Linked DNA regions of Homo sapiens: region 1 is linked to region 2. Evidence: chromatin contacts called from ENCODE Hi-C or POLR2A ChIA-PET data. All regions are on one chromosome and are shown on one strand. Each heading gives the region's core, a stretch centred on a gene start or an enhancer-like site at or near the end of the contact. The rest is flanking DNA. Distances are from core to core; before and after follow the strand shown. Region 1 has its middle 39 kb from the start of MORN3. Region 2 holds the start of MORN3 (MORN repeat containing 3).

Evidence for each region. Hi-C counts contacts between places; a loop is a spot of excess contacts on that map. ChIA-PET counts read pairs that join two places held with the same protein, here RNA polymerase II (POLR2A). Pooled maps may share reads with other maps.
Region 1: a loop to region 2 is called in a map of adrenal gland, with 2.9 times the contacts of the local background. The contact joins the enhancer-like site here to the promoter of MORN3 in region 2. A Hi-C loop is called at or near these places in 64 of 168 maps with a recorded cell type or tissue (A673, B cell, CD14-positive monocyte and 41 more), 37 of 37 single-sample maps with no recorded cell type and 44 of 50 pooled maps. POLR2A ChIA-PET finds 5 or more read pairs at or near these places in 44 of 52 experiments (A549, A673, AG04449 and 31 more).

The regions. Positions count from the first base shown.
Region 1 is chr12:121,628,725-121,632,015 of GRCh38, forward strand. It overlaps the pseudogene ORAI1. Among named protein-coding and RNA genes, the nearest start is that of MORN3, 39 kb to the right of the region's middle. Within about 2 kb of position 1,292, at least 2 of the 41 ENCODE cell types and tissues checked have a DNase peak (open chromatin) inside an H3K27ac peak, as active enhancers do; they include adrenal gland, where a contact is called at or near this core.
Region 2 is chr12:121,667,667-121,670,908 of GRCh38, forward strand. MORN3 (MORN repeat containing 3) reads right to left here and starts at 1,988. Exons shown (of 6, transcript NM_173855.5): 1 at 1,673-1,988. The coding sequence starts at 1,817. The region is part of intron 1 of LOC105370034 (a long non-coding RNA gene); the gene reads left to right.

The DNA of each region.
Region 1 (3,291 bases), core at 42-2,541, 40 kb before region 2:
CACTCACTCAGTGCTAGGTGCCTTAACTCCTGGGCTTACTCAACAACCCTCTGTGGTGATTTTGTCAAAGGGCTCTCCCAAGACCGCACAGCCAGTCTGGTGGAGCGGGATTTGAACCCAGCTCTGCTGGTGTTCAGAACTTGCTCAGGCACTTGTACCCATTGCGGTGTATAGGAACTCTGATTGATGTCCAGCCAGGGATGTGTTAGGACACTAGGAAATGAGAAATAGGGCAAAAGAGTTTCTTTTTTTTTTTTTTTTTTTTTGAGACGGAGTCTTGCTCTGTCACCCAGGCTGGAGTGCAGTGGTGCGATCTTGGCTCACTGCAAGCTCTGACTCCTGGGTTCACGCCATTCTGCTGCCTCAGCCTCTGGAGTAGCTGGGACTACAGGCGCCCACAACCACGCCTGGCTAATTTTTTTTGTATTTTTTTAGTAGAGACGGGGTTTCACCGTGTTAGCGAGGATCGTCTCGATCTCCTGACCTCATGATCCACCCGCCTCGGCCTCCCAAAGTGCTGGGATTAGAGGCGTGAGCCACCGGCGCCCGGCCGCAAAAGAGTTTCTTTTAAGCCAAAGAAAGTTTTATAATTGGTGGTGGGGAGGGAGCTACCAGTTGTCAGCTTTTCCCTGCAGCGCTTGGTATTTAAGATAATGGTTCCCCCTTTTCTTGTGGTCATGAGTTTATAGCTGCCCCAGGCTCCTTCTCACTCCTGAGGGGTGAGATCCAGATGAATGACACTTTCCTGCCTTCTCAAGTCCCTTCTTCCTTTCGAAGACAGGCCTCATGGTCAAATGTCACCTCCTTCTCTTGCTAAAAACAGTGTGGGGAAGTCAGGAGACTGGGGCAGCCAGTGGCATGGAGTGGGCCTTGGCCCACCCAGTCTGTCTCTTGGGGACTTTTATTTTCCCCCACCTGGGTGGAGAAGGCTTCCTGGCACTACTGATGGAATCCCCAAAGTTCTGCAGGCAGGGAAGGACCGAACCCCATGATACTCTCCATTCTGCAGTTACAAGAAGGTAACTGCATGTGCCATGAAGTTGGAAATCTATAGGAGGGATGGGATTGGGTGCAGGGTCTGACCATGCCCCACTCCCACTTAGACACCCAGCCTGTAAGTGAGCTTGGGAGAGGAGAGGGTGCCAGCAGCCCCAACGCCATGGTAACAGAGTGACAAGTTTCCTGGATTACTCTCCCTTGGCTTATGAGTCAGCACAACCAACTTCCTGCCCCCAGAGGGCTTCCTTCCCAGAGACCTGGAAAGTCAGAGGAGCTGACTTGACCTTTGATTGCCAAGGGATGGGGTCAACCAGGTGAGATTGAGGGAGGGTCTCCCACAAATCCTGGAGGGGATTGAGAGGTTCCCCACTTCATGGGTAGAACAGCCTGGCCAGGTGGCCGGGAAGTGTTGGGGATGGCTGGTGGGTGACCTCAGGCAAGAGGCTTTACTTCTTTGAAGCCAGTTTTCTTTTCTTTTCTTTTCTTTTTTTTTGAGACGGAGTTTCCTCTTTGTTGCCCAGGCTGGAGTGCAGTAGCACAATCTCAGCTCACTGCAACCTCCACCTCCCAGGTTCAAGCGATTCTCCTGCCTCAGCCTCCCGAATAGCTGGGATTACAGGCACACACCACCTCACCTGGCTAATTTTTGTATTTTTAGTAGAGACGGGGTTTCACCATGTTGGCCAGGGTGGTCTCAAACTCCTGATCTCAGGTGATCCACCCGCCTCGGCCTCCCAAAGTGCTGGGATTACAGGTGTGAGCCACCATGCCTGGCTGAAGCCAGTTTTTTAATGTGTATGGAGATGGCAGGTATCCTGCTCTCCCATGGACTCATATGAAGGTTCATTATGAGGCCAGACTGGGCCCATGAAACACAGGAATTTTCAGGGTCTGATGATGCACACCTTGCCCGGACCCTCTCTGATCTGCAGATGAGATTCTTGCTCCACACGGCAGTTCTAGGAACAGCAGGCCTCAGGCGCACCATCCTCCAAACTCTAATGAGAGATACAAAGCAAGGGGGCCTGGATATAGCATAGGATCAGCATCCCGTAGAGCTCCTTAAGCCCAGAGTACTCTTGTGGGCTTTGATTCAGGTCCTCTGTGCCTCAGTTTATACTTCATTGAGAGGCAGCCAGCCTCAGCCTGACCCCGTCCCCTGCAGGACTGGCGAGCATATGTGGTGATCTTGTCTGCTGGGGAAGGCAGGCTGTAACATTAGCCTGAGCTGAAGATAATTGGGAAGGTCAGTCTGCTGCCGTAAACAAAATGCTTTCCATGACCTGGGATCAATTATTTTTGGATTATCTGCCTCCTCAGTTCTCTGCCCGCCAGCACCCTTTTGTTCCCAAGTTCTAGAGCTGGTTCAGAAGTTTCCTGTAATTTCTATGAAAATGAGTTGGAAGGAACGACTCAAGTCATAAGACACTGAGCCTCTGTGACGTGTTCAGAGTTCAGGGACCATGTAAATGAGCAAGAAATTGCTATTACTATTCCTAGTACTGATCACTGATAGTAATTATTATTGCTGTTGTTGATTGGGCTCTTGCAATAGGCTAGATGGTGCCCCACGTAGCATCTTGTGTGATCCTCCTATAAACCAGGTGAGTATAGGTGATGGTCATTGAGAGGAAAGACTTGCGCATGGTCACCTGGCTGGGAAGCTGCAGAGCCCTGTGGCTGTGGTGTAGCGCCATTGCTGTGGGAGAGAAAGCATCAGAGAGTGTAGGGGAACAGAGCTGAGAAGCTCAAGCAGGGTAAGGTCAGAACAGACACTTGAGCAAGACAACTTGGTTCAAATCCCAGCTCTACCTCTTATAAGGGCAAGACCTTAGGCAAGTCATTTAACCTTTCTGGGCCTCAGTTTCTTCATCTTTAAAATGGAGTACGGCCGGGCGCATTGGCTCACGCTTGTAATCCCAGCACTTTGGGAGGCCGAAGTGGGCGAATCACCTGAGGTCAGGAGTTCAAGACCAGCCTGGCCAACATGGTGAAACCCCATCTCTACTAAAAATACAAAAATTAGCCGGGTGTAGTTGTGCATACCTGTAATTCCAGCTACTCGGGAGGCTGAGGCAGAAGAATTGCTTGAACCTGGGAGGCGGAGGTTGCAATGAGCAGAGGTTGCACCACTGCACTCCAGCCTGGGCAACAGAGTGAGACTCCATCTCAAAAAAAAAAAAAAAAAAAATTTTTGCAGAGCACTTACAGTATCTGACCCGAGTATCCCAGAAACTTGCTTACCCTTTTTTCCATTGTGTTAGGGCTGCTAAGGGTTAACTGAGAAGAATC
Region 2 (3,242 bases), core at 738-3,237:
TCTATGCTAGTTCCTGCAAACATCCACTCAGTTACTCCCTCTCCTCCAAGTCTTTTTTTTTTTCTTTTTTTTTTGGAGACGGAGTCTTGCTCTGTCGCCCAGGCTGGAGTGCAGTGGCGAGATCTCGGTTCACTGCAAGCTCCGCCTCCTGGGTTCACGCCATTCTCCTGCCTCAGCCTCCCGAGTAGCTGGGACTACAGGCGCCCACTACCACAGCCAGCTAATTTTTTGTATTTTTAGTAGAGACAGGGTTTCACTGTGTTAGCCAGGATGGTCTCAATCTCCTGACCTCATGATCCGCCCGCCTCGGCTTCCCAAAGTGCTGGGATTACAGGCGTGATCCACCACGCCCAGCCCCACCTGGCCCATTTTTGTATTTTTTTAGTAGAGATGGGATTTCACCATATTGGCCAAGGTGGTCTTGAACTCCTGACCTCAGGTGATCTGCCTGCCTCGGCCTCCCAAAGTGCTGGGATTACAGATGTGAGCCACCACACCCAGCCTGGAACTGGGATCCTAACCCAGGTTTATTTGACTGCAAAGCACTTAACCCAGCAAGGCAGGAGAGCAGGATGGTTAAGAGCACAGAATTGGGCTGGGCGCAGTGGCTAAACGCCTGTAATCCCAGCACTTTGGGAGGCCGAGGCGGGCGGATCACTCGAGGTCGGGAGTTCAAGACCAGCCTGACCAACACGGAGAAACCCCGTCTTACTAAAAATACAAAAGTAGCCAGGCGTGGTGGCACATGCCTGTAATCCCAGCTACTCTGGAGGCTGAGGCAGGAGAATCGCCTGAACTCGGGAGGTAGAGGTTGCGGTGAGCCAAGATCGTGCCATTGCACTCCAGCGTGGGCAACAAGAGTGAAACTCCGTCTAAAAAAATAAAAAGAGCACAGAATCTAGCCAGGCACAGTGACTCCCACTTGTAATCCCAGCAATTCAGGAGGCTTGGACAGGAGGATTGCTTGAGCCCAGGATCTCGAGGCTGCAGTGAGCTATGAAGGCACCACTGCACTCCAGCCTGTTTTTTTGAGACAGAGCAAGACCTTGTCCCCTCAAAAAAAAAGAGTACAGAGTCTGGAATTGCAAGACTGGAGTGAGCAGCAGTGCCACATTTTAAAATAAAAGCTCTTTTTTCTTTATTTTTTTCCCCAGTCAGGATTTAGTTTGTATCAACAGGACCCCTTTGCCCCCTGCTGGTCAGACTTGGAGCCCCAGCTCCTCCTTGTGGGATGGAGTAGGGGGTCCTCCCTTGTGCCTGGCGCTCAGCCCTCTGCAGAGCATCACAGCTGAATGCGAAGCCCAGAACCCCACTGCAAGCTGGCTTCAGGGGCGTGGCTTTTCTTGTTGCCAGCCAGCCCAGTGCTTAACCCAGGTCTCAGAAGGCAGGAACTGAGCCCCCTAGGTCCCAGAGCCCCGGGGGCAGGCCAGTTTCTCAAGACCCTCTGTCCACTGCTGGTCCTGAGACCCTCACTCAGTTGAAGTCAGGGCTGAGTTTGTTCAGAAGCCCCAGCATGTGAAGGCCCCCAGCTGGCCTGGGCCAGCGCTCACCCTGGGGGAGCCTTGGGGACACATCTCATGTCCCCAGTGAGCTCTGCACTCTGCCTTCCTGGCCCTGTTGCCCACTGTGGCTCTGACCCCACTCCGGCCGCCCGTCCCGGAGTCCCACTCACCGTGTTTCACGTTGTCCTTCCACTCGCCCACATAGTAGTCGCCATTCACAGCGTATACCTGGCTCCGCAGGCCGTTCCTCTGGGCCTTCCGGTCCCACCCCTTCCACAGGGACTCCGACTTTTTTGGGCACTTAGAGACTGGCATGGTGGCTGCTTCTGCAAGGCTGGAGGGTGCTGGAAAGGGGTTAGGGACATCTGGGGCTCAGCGCGCCCCGTGTAATGCCGGGATCCTGAGCTCAAGTGGGGAGAGTCATGTGTGTTCTGAGTCCCTGGGGCAGGTGAACAGCCCTTAGTGGGGATCCTTTAGTGCTGGACTGACCTTTGGTTGGCCCCTCCCTTGCCTCTCCTGGGGCCCCCTCCCAGGGGGTCTGATGGCACAATTACTTGGGAATCTAGGGAAACCAGTAGAGCAGGAGGGTTTGTGATGGCATCAGGGAGAAGCTGCCCCCAGGGAGGGGGTGGCGGTCATATATACATATATATATATATATATATTTTTTTTTTTATGTCTTCTAAATATTTTTATTTATTTATGTATTTATTTATTTATTTAGAGATGGAATCTTGCTTTGTTGCCCAGGCTGGAGTGCAGTGGCACCATCTCGGCTTACTACAACCTCTGCCTCCTGGGTTCAAGTGATTCTCGTGCCTCAGCCTCCTAAGTAGCTGGTATTACAGGCGCCCACCACCACGCCTGGCTAATTTTTGTATTTTTAGTAGAGACGGGGGTTTCACCATGCTGGGCAGGTTGGTCTCAATTTCCTGATCTCAAATGATCCATCCACCTCAGCCTCTCCAAGTGCTGGGATTACAGGCATGAGCCACTGAGCCAAATATGAATCCAAAATATGAACCCAAAATATGGGTTACATATTTTGACAATCACACCTAGGAGTAGGGAAAAATAATTCCAGGCAAAGAAAATAGGCAGAGCAAAAGCTGGGAGTGGGGAAACAATCTCAGGTCCTAAATTCTATGCCGTTGGGATTTTTTCTTCTCCCATTTCCAAATATCACATGTACTATTAATCTTTATATGTAAATTAACTCACTTGGCAGAGGTTGCAGTAAGCCGAGATCATGCCGCTGCACGCCAGCTTGGATGACAGAGTGAGAACTTTTCTCAAGAAGAAAATAAAAATAAGTTAACTCACTTTAAAAAAATCAATACATATATTGAAAAAAGGAGGGCCAGGCGCAGTGGCTCATGCCTGTAATCCCAGCACTTTGGGAGGCCGAGGCGGGTGGATCACCTGAGGTCAGGAGTTCGAGACCAGCCTAGTCAACATGGTGAACCCTTGTCTCTACTAAAAATACAAAAATTAGCCAGGCCTGGTGGTACGCGCCTGTAATCCCAGCTACTCAGGAGGCTGAGGCATGAGAACAGCTTGAATCCAGGAGGCGGAGGTTGCAGTGAGCCGAGATTGCACCATTGCACTACAGGTTGGGAGACAGAGCAAGACTCAGTCTTAAAAAATAATAATAAAATAGGCCGGGCTCAGTGGCTCACGCCTGTAATCCCCAGCACTTTGGGAGGCCGAGGCGGATGGATCACCCGAGGTCAGGAGTTC